Linked DNA regions of Homo sapiens: region 1 is linked to region 2. Evidence: chromatin contacts called from ENCODE Hi-C or POLR2A ChIA-PET data. All regions are on one chromosome and are shown on one strand. The core of a region is the stretch at or near the end of the contact, and the rest is flanking DNA. Distances in the headings are between cores, read along the strand shown. Region 1 overlaps USP2-AS1 (USP2 antisense RNA 1). Region 2 holds the start of C1QTNF5 (C1q and TNF related 5).

Region 1 (5,473 bases), core at 1,600-4,099, 110 kb after region 2:
TTCCTGTCTTTTAAATAAAAGCCATTTTTAACTGGGGTGAGATAATATCTCATTGCAGTTTTGATTTGCATTTCTCTGATGATGGATGTTGAGCACCTTTTCATATACCTGTTTGCCATTCGTATTTCTTCTTTTGAGAAATTTATATTTTTTAACATGATATACTTTGATGCACAGAAGTTTTTAATTTTGGTGAAGTCCAACTTGCCTGTTTTTTCTTTGGATGCTTATGCTTTTGGTGTCATATCTGTGAATCCATTGCCAAATCCAAGGTTGTGAAGATTTACCCTTATGTTTTCTTCTAAAAGTTTTATAGTTTTAACACTTACACAGGTTGTTGATTCATTTTTAGTTAATTTCTGTGTGTGGTATGACAGAGCTTCATTCTTTTGCCTGTGGATATCCAGTTTTCCCCCCACTGTTTGTTGATGGTTATTTTTCATCCCTGAATAGTCTTGGCACACTTGTTGAAAAATTCATTGGGTGTAGGTGTATGAGTTTATTTCTGGACTCTCCTTTCTGTTTCATTGGTCTGTATATCTCCATGTCTATCTTTACGGCGGTACCTCACTGTTTTGATTACTGTAGCTTTGGAGTAAGTTTTGAAATCGAGATGGGTGAGTCTCATAGCTTGGCCTTTATCACCAGGAATTAATTTTGCCTAGTTTAGCAATTTATATAAATGGAATCCTATAACATGTATTCTTTGTGTCTTCTTCTTCCACTTTATATTATGTTTGAGAACTACCTTTTCAAGTTAAGTAAAAAAAAATCACTTTAATTAACACATTTAAATTATTTCAAACATTTAAATAGGATGAAAAGATTAAAGTGAAAAGCAATGCTGAGTACCCAGTGTGAGCAGTTTCTTGAGCATTTCTGGAGGGAAATGGTAGGCACGAACAGGCCTCTGACTGTGTACCTCCCCTCAACAAAGAGATGGCAACGCATACTATACCTGGAAGAGAGCACTTCGTTAGACTTGCTTTCTAAATCTTTCCTCTGTTAACTTGCTTTCTCTCCATTCCTATTGCCGTTTTCAGTCCATTTTTTAAAGAGTGCAGGGCTATTACTTTGTAGCCTGTCACTCAATTTTGGGGTGTCTGGCATTTCCTCATAATTATATTCAGTTTACGCATTTGGGCAGTGCGAACCACAGAAGTGACTGTTTGTGTTCTTCTCAGTCTGTCATATCACAGGCACCTTATGTCAGTTGCTGCTGTTATAGGTGAAATGAATTTTAATCACTTGGTTAAGGGGGAGTCTACCAGGTTTCTCCACTGCAAAATTATCAATTTTTCTTTTGCAATTAATAAGTAATCTGTGGGAAGACTTTTTGAGGTAATGTATTTCTTGTTCCTCATCAAACATTCACTTAAAGGTTTTAACCTCCACTGATGATTTTTGCCTGAATCAATGATTACCCTGATGATGGCAAAATGGTTTGTATTAATTACATTTGCATGGTCTTTGAGCTCTCCTGAACTCTACAGCCAGACCGGGTCAATAGCTCTATGAGGTGCCTCTTGCAATGCTTCTACATGTCTCTGGTTCCTGAAACCTGGCCTACCATCTCCAGAAGGCTCAGCTTCTAGGTCCAGGGGGGAATTGAAGGCCCAGGAAGAGTGAAAGAGAGATCTGGAGCCCAGGGCAACACCGTCAGATACACTGAACTTGCCTCCATGCTCCCACTCCTGGCTCCAGAGAAATCTGATGCCTGAGGGACAGAAGCTACACAAAATGGTGTATCTTGAACCGTCTCATCTCAGAGGTCATGTCTCTTATTTTTGGTCTAATTTTTCTTCTAAGGCTTGATCAGGATCTCTTTTTCTCTGAGCCAGGAATCTAAATCTTCAATTTTGAAACCAAGTTTGTACTCTTGGCTGTAGAACCCCAATTTTCAGAGCAAGTTGTCCTCTGGAATCAATCCCAGAGTAAGGGTTGTTCTCACACACCTTGATTAGGGTATGTAATTAGGAGAAGGTGTGTTTGGAACAACACCATCTGGCTTCTCTACCTTGAATCCTGTCTTCCGTCTTGTCCATGGTCTTGGCTTGGTTCTAAGGCCTCTGTAGGCCCTGGCCTTTTCTGGAGTAGGTACCCATATCTTCAATTTTGAAAACAAATTTGGGTTCTGGACTCTTCAGTGGTGCTTTCTAAAGTGAGTTAGTTTTTGTTTAGAAGTATAACCTGGGGAAGGTTTTTGGTTGAATATGTCGATGTGGATTTTCAATGGATCCTCCGTGACTTTGGTGAGACTGCGCCTACCACGTGTAGCTGCATTCTTGTTTGCAGAGTTGTCCTGGGGCATGTGGGAAGAGCGTCCTGGCATCCGTCCTAGGATACAACTAGCCAGAGCGATCTTTTAAAAGTGAAAATCCGACCAGTCCTGTGCATGACTGAAGATCCTTAGACAGCTGCATCCCTAACTTTAGGCCGCCAGCCCCTGGGATCTGTAAATTCACGTGCAGCATCAAGCACTGTCATGTTGGCCTTGTTTTGGCCCCAAAGATATGAGATGTGAATTTGAAGGTGACTATAGTCAATAACACACGCAGCATGGCAGGGTTCATTGTCATTTCTGTTGTGCATTTCAATCTGGATTCTAAAAATGTGATTGTTATATCAGGGGGATATCCAAATTATTTCAACATTAAAAAGGGGATTCTTATTCAAGCAGTGGAATGTTACTCAGAATAGAAAGAAATGAGCTCTCAAACCATGAAAAGACACGGAGGAATTTTGAATGCACATTATTTAGTTAAAGAAGCCAATCTGAAAAGGCCAAACACTGTATGATTCCAACTGCGTGACATTCTGGAAAATGCAAAACTATGAAGACAGTAAAACATCAGAGGTTGCCAGGAGTTGGGGGGAGGGAGGAATGAACAGACAGAGCACAGAGGATTTTTACAGCAGTGAGGCGACTCTGTCTGACACTGTCATGGTGGATGCATGTCAGTACATATTTTTCGAAACCCATAAAATGTACACACCAATAGTGAACCCTAATGTAAACTATGGACTTTGGGTGATAATGATGTGTTAATGTAGGTTCATCAGCTGCCATAAATGAGCCCCTCTGGTGGGGGATGTTGATGATGGGGGAGGCTGTGTGTGTGGGTGAGGAGGGGAGTACGTGGGAACTGTCTGTACTTTCTGCTCAATTCTGCTGAGAACCTAAAACTGCTCTACAAAATAAATGTATTAATTTTTTAAAAAAAGGATTCTCGTGATCAAAAAATGTTTAGAAGCCCCAGCATTCTGGGTCAAGTCTAGACTCCTCCGTGTGCAGGGCTGTGATGATTAGGCTCTGTGCCCACACTGCCCCACACCTAGTGGGACAGACTGTGCCCCGGCCCCACTGGTTGTCTTGTTGTCGCATTCGTCCTTGCATTGTGCCTCCATCGCTCCCTTTCCTTCAGGGCTCTGCCTGGTGGAATCCACAAGTTCCTAGGCTCAGCTCACATGCCTGGTCCACCGTAGAAGATTCCTTGGTGCATTCTGTTCTGGGCGCTACTTTGCCCCCAAAGCCCTTTCATCAGCATGCTTTAGAGCAGCATCTTTTGGCAGACACAACTGTGCTTAGATTCTATTCTTGTTCTTTATCCATGATTTATGTTTCTTTCTCTCCAGCTAGATTGTCCTTTTATTTAAAGGGTGAGGGCCTGGAATGGGGTGGGGTCCATGGATGAGAAGGTCTGTGTGACATAGGACCACGCAAGAATGAAGCCCCCCAAATTCCAAAGCCCAGGCTGCTCACGTCTCTGTCTCCCTTTCATACATGACTTCTCATCTGCTCCTTTCAGCAGCTCTTCAAGCAGGTTATAGTATCCCCATTTTACAGATGAGGAAACTGAGTCTCAGAGAGTTCAAAGGGCTTGCTCAGGTCACATAGAGGTGAGGCAGGGATATAAACCCGTGTCCTCTGACTGTTTCAGAGGACTAGACCCAGGACCAGAGCACCATGTTGACTTCATGTAGCAGAAACACAGCTGAGATACTCCTTGCTTTGAGAGTTGGGGACACGGTGGCACAGATGGTCGAGGCTTGCTTGCTGGCTCCTGGGCATGCCCAAGTTGAGGGGGGAGCTCCAGAAAATCATCTCCTGCCTGATTTTCCTCCATTTCACCCAGCAGGTGCTGCTTCCTTCTAGCTTGGGCCTAGATTTCCTTTCTCTTCACCTGGCAACCCCTCAGAGAGCTGGGTCAGAGGGTGGAGCTGGGGGGTCTTGGGGCTTAGGCCACTACCACCTGTACGTGGCCCCAGACCAGAGGACAAATGCTTTCTTCCTGCTAGGACAGTTCTGTTCCTCTCTTTTCTCCTCTAGCAACTCTTGGCCTGTGTGAGCCTGGGTGAGAGGTCTGTCCTCCCTCTGGCCTTGGTGTCATCCTCTGAGAAACGGGCTGATGTCTGCTCTGCCTGCATCGCAGGCCTCGGGTAAGCATCCAGCATCGTTCCGGGGCTGCATCTGGAGGCTGTGCTCTGGGTCCTCCCACATGCTGGGTCCTCAGAGAATCAACCTCCTGCCTAGGATATTTTCAGACACAGCTTAGTTGAATAAATCATGAGCAGGAAGAGAAGGGACTGTGACGGGCTCCTCTGAAGGCCGGAAGCTGGTTCCTGAGAGGCCTGGGGGTGTTGCCCAGCTCCTTCCCCACCCACCTTTCTCTGCTCCTCTGCTCCAGACAATATCTTCCTCCTCTCCCAGAGCCAGCCCCAGCTCCTTTGAAAGATTTCCCTACCTGTCTCCACCTGCCTCCACCTCTGAGCAGCGTCAGCTCCATGTTTTTTCTTGTTTTTGTGTCTTGGCCCAGGGCCCATTTCATTCAATTTTTAAAAAACACCAATTGAGTCCCTACCTGGGGTGAAGGTGGGTGGGAGGCAGAGGGGTGAGTAAGGTGTAGTGTTTCACCTAGAGTTGCTCATCCTCCATGGGGATTTCAAGGCAAGAACACACATGTGAGGAAAGTAACACATGTGTGGTCTTATCAACGCCAGATGCAGCTCAGAAGAGGGGAACATGGCACCAGTGGGGAAGGTGGTGAGGGGCTCAAGGAGGTGCTGGCCCGGGCTTTTCCGTGTCTGTCTTCTTTTGTTCCCATTTCCCTTTCCTGCACTTGTCTTTTTCAAACATGCTGTTCTGTATTGATTCTGTTAGGCATTGGGAATCCAAATGCACTGATTTTAGTTAATTAGCTCAGATATGCAAGAAATAATGCATTTCTTTATTTTCTTTAAGGCAGCTTACTTTAGACTCCAAGCCACCTTTCTACTGGGCTGTGGGAAATGCATCTTTGTCCTCTTGAAGTCTCCCTGCCCCAGGTAGTGCAAAGGTCCTAGGTCACAGTAGAGCCAAGGCCGGGGTTGCAGCCACCAGTTTGCTTTCTGTACTGCTGAGGCTCCCTCGGGTCTGCTCTGCTGGGCTCTTCAGGTCTCAAGCTCAGGACATGGTAATCACAGGCTAGGCTGG
Region 2 (2,700 bases), core at 1-2,500:
TGAACTTGCCGGTGACGGCGTCGTAATGTCCCTGCTCGTTCACCAGCACGCGGTCGAAGGGCAAGGGTGCGTCAGACGGCGGAGGCACCCGGCTCTCGGAGCGCTTGGCGCTGAAGGCGGATCGCGGAGGCACCGAGCACTCCCCGGCAGGCCCGGTGGGCCCCGCGGGTCCCGCCTCTCCTCGCGGCCCGGGGTCCCCTCGAGGTCCCGGCAGTCCTGCGGGGTAAGCGGGGCGGCAGGGTGAGAGTAGCGGCGGCTCAGCCCGCAGCGGGGCGGCGACTCTAAGGTCACCGTACCCCTCCCCGCCCCTGCCTGAGCTTCGGCCAGCGCCTCCTCCCGCACGGGTACCTCCTCCACCCCTTCCCGCAGGGCAGATCTGGGGGGCTGGCCAAGGGGGCTCCCGCCGCCTGGGCCCCTCCCCCGCTCAGGGCTGCAAAGCGCGGGGAGTGGCGCCCCCTGGCGGGAGACCCGAGTCCCGGACACCGGGAGCTGGAGCTGCGGCCGCGCCTGCTCGGACATCGCCACCGATAGCCGCGGCGGTGCCTTCTTACCCGGCCTCCCGCCCTCGCCTTTCTCTCCCGGAGCCCCGGGCGCGCCGTCGCGGCCGTCGCGGCCATCGCGGCCCGGCAAGCCCTGGCTGCCATGGTGGCCCGGCGTGCCTGGAAGGCCGGGGTGCCCCGGGCAGAGGCTGGGGATCTTGTTGTCGTCCAGTGGGGGCGAGCCGGCCGCCAGGCCCAGGAGCAGCAGGACGAGGAGTGGCCTCATAGCGCTGGCACCGGGAGCCCGGACGCCGGGGTCCTCTCGCAGTCTGTGGACCAGGCAGGACTGGAGTCGGGACCCAGAATCCTGGGACCTGCCTCTCTCCCCACCCCGGCGCGGCCCAGTCGGTCCCCACCCCACTGCCGTGCCCCTGAGGCTGAGCGCTCGCAGGGCCGAGCATCCGGAGAGCACAGGCAGGCGCGAGAGGGTGGGAGCGGCCAGCCCTCCCTCCCACCGCCGGCCCGCGCCAGCCTTTCCCACAGTCCCCTCCCCAGCCCCTTTCCCCTCCTCCGCCAGACTCACCCCCCCTCCCGGCTCCCCGATGGCCTCCTTCGGGGCGCTCGCTACTCCGGACCCTCCAGTTGGTGGTGCTCCAGCCCCCGCGCTTCTCCCCGGCCAGGCGCCCCCTGCCCTGCCGTCACCCCAGTCCTGGTTCGCTCCCTGCCGGCTCCGCTTTCCTCCTCCCAGACTCCAAGAGGAAACCAGTTGTTCAGGGGCCAAGAGCTCCCGGACCGGGAAATAGCTGGGAAATAACTCGTGGTGTCGCCCGGCGGCCGGCCAAAGTTTAGGGGGAGAAAGGAGGGGGAGAGAGACTTGAGCTGGGCACAGAGAGGCAGAACTTCGAGAGACGGACACACAGGGCACCTCCTGTTCCCAGGGCCAGAGGAGAGGCAGGGCAGTGGCAGAGACCAAGGACCAGACCCCATTTCAGGGAGAAATACGCAGAGAGATGAGGGTGGAGAGTTCTAGAGGCAGACAGCCAGTTGGATCCCTAGGGCCTAGGACAGGGGCCTGCCACATGAATAGATGCTCAGTACATTTTTGTTGAATCAAGGAAAAGGTCAGAAGGCAGGCGATGGAGAAGCTGAAAAAGCAGATGGAAAGGGGAAGAGGCCTGGATGGGAAGTGGTCTCGATTGTCCGGTGGCACAGTGTGGGGCCAGTCAGCAGCCTGGGACCGGTAAAGGGACAGGAAGGAGCAGGGAGGGTGGTAGGGTCCCATGAGCCCCAGCTGAGGACTTCTCTTCCCCCTCCCTGGGAGCCCCAGAGAAGGATGGGTAGAGACCCTGCTGATGCTCCTTCCTTTGTTCCCCTGCGTGCCAGCCCTGACCGGCAAAAGAGGACGGGCAGGAAGAGGGCAGGGGCCGGCTTCAGGGTCAGGGCTGGGCACAAGCTTCCAGGTCAGCTGCCTCTGGCAGCCTGTTGCAGTTGAAGGGCCAGGGGGTGCCCAGTAGTGCCAGGCCAGACTGGCACTGGTGCTCCGCTTCCTGGCAGACAGAGCGGCAAGGGGGCAGAACACTGCCTAGTGGGGTGCAACGGGGCACAAGCAGCCCACACAGGAGCCTCCGGAAATGCTGGTAGCAGGGCAGGCTTGTCAGGCTCTGCGGAGGGAGAGTGGCCTTCAGGCACCTGCTCCCAGGCTCCTCCCCTCCCAGGCCCGCCCTCCTTCCCTCCACCCAGAAGACCTTGTAACCGCTGAGGACCTCTACCACCTCCTCCTGGGTGATCATGCCCACCCAGATGTTAGGGAAGGCTGTGGTGTTGTAGCTCAGACCGAGGCACATCTCCACCTGGACAGGCTCACAGGCCAGCTCTGCAGGGGTGGAGGGGAGGGCCACTGTGGGGACTGCTCACTGGCTCTGTGGCCTGTGGCAAGTCACCGAATCGCTCGGTCCTGTGTGTACATGGGTCCAATGGGGGTGGTTGTGAGGAAGCAAGAGGATAACAAAGAGACAGGCTGTACACACTCTGAGGATCCCTGCCATCCCTGAGAGCCTGCTCCAGCATCGCTTGCCAGCCCTGGGCATCATGCAGGCACGTCTTTAATCTCAGGGAACATGGGGCACCCGCGTTTGCAGGGACTGCTTGGGCATCTGGAAGAAACCCCCTGCTCTGTGTAAGAGGATGCCTTCATCTTTGGTGTGGGCTGTGGAAAGGGGCT

The links. Hi-C counts contacts between places; a loop is a spot of excess contacts on that map. ChIA-PET counts read pairs that join two places held with the same protein, here RNA polymerase II (POLR2A). Pooled maps may share reads with other maps.
Region 1: POLR2A ChIA-PET joins it to region 2 with 12 read pairs in AG04450. The contact joins the enhancer-like site here to the promoter of C1QTNF5 in region 2. A Hi-C loop is called at or near these places in 2 of 50 pooled maps. POLR2A ChIA-PET finds 5 or more read pairs at or near these places in 7 of 52 experiments (AG04450, BJ, K562 and 4 more).

The regions. Positions count from the first base shown.
Region 1 is chr11:119,443,207-119,448,679 of GRCh38, forward strand. The region is part of intron 2 of USP2-AS1 (USP2 antisense RNA 1); the gene reads left to right. It also overlaps the pseudogene DUXAP5. Among named protein-coding and RNA genes, the nearest start is that of THY1, 23 kb to the left of the region's middle. Within about 2 kb of position 2,850, at least 3 of the 41 ENCODE cell types and tissues checked have a DNase peak (open chromatin) inside an H3K27ac peak, as active enhancers do.
Region 2 is chr11:119,339,633-119,342,332 of GRCh38, forward strand. C1QTNF5 (C1q and TNF related 5) reads right to left here and starts at 1,251. Exons shown (of 3, transcript NM_001278431.2): 1 at 1,063-1,251; 2 at 552-808; 3 at 1-216. The coding sequence starts at 765. It overlaps MFRP (membrane frizzled-related protein), which reads right to left. Exons shown (of 15, transcript NM_031433.4): 12 at 2,225-2,352; 13 at 1,063-2,140; 14 at 552-808; 15 at 1-216. The coding sequence ends at 1,916. RefSeq lists a silencer at 370-469.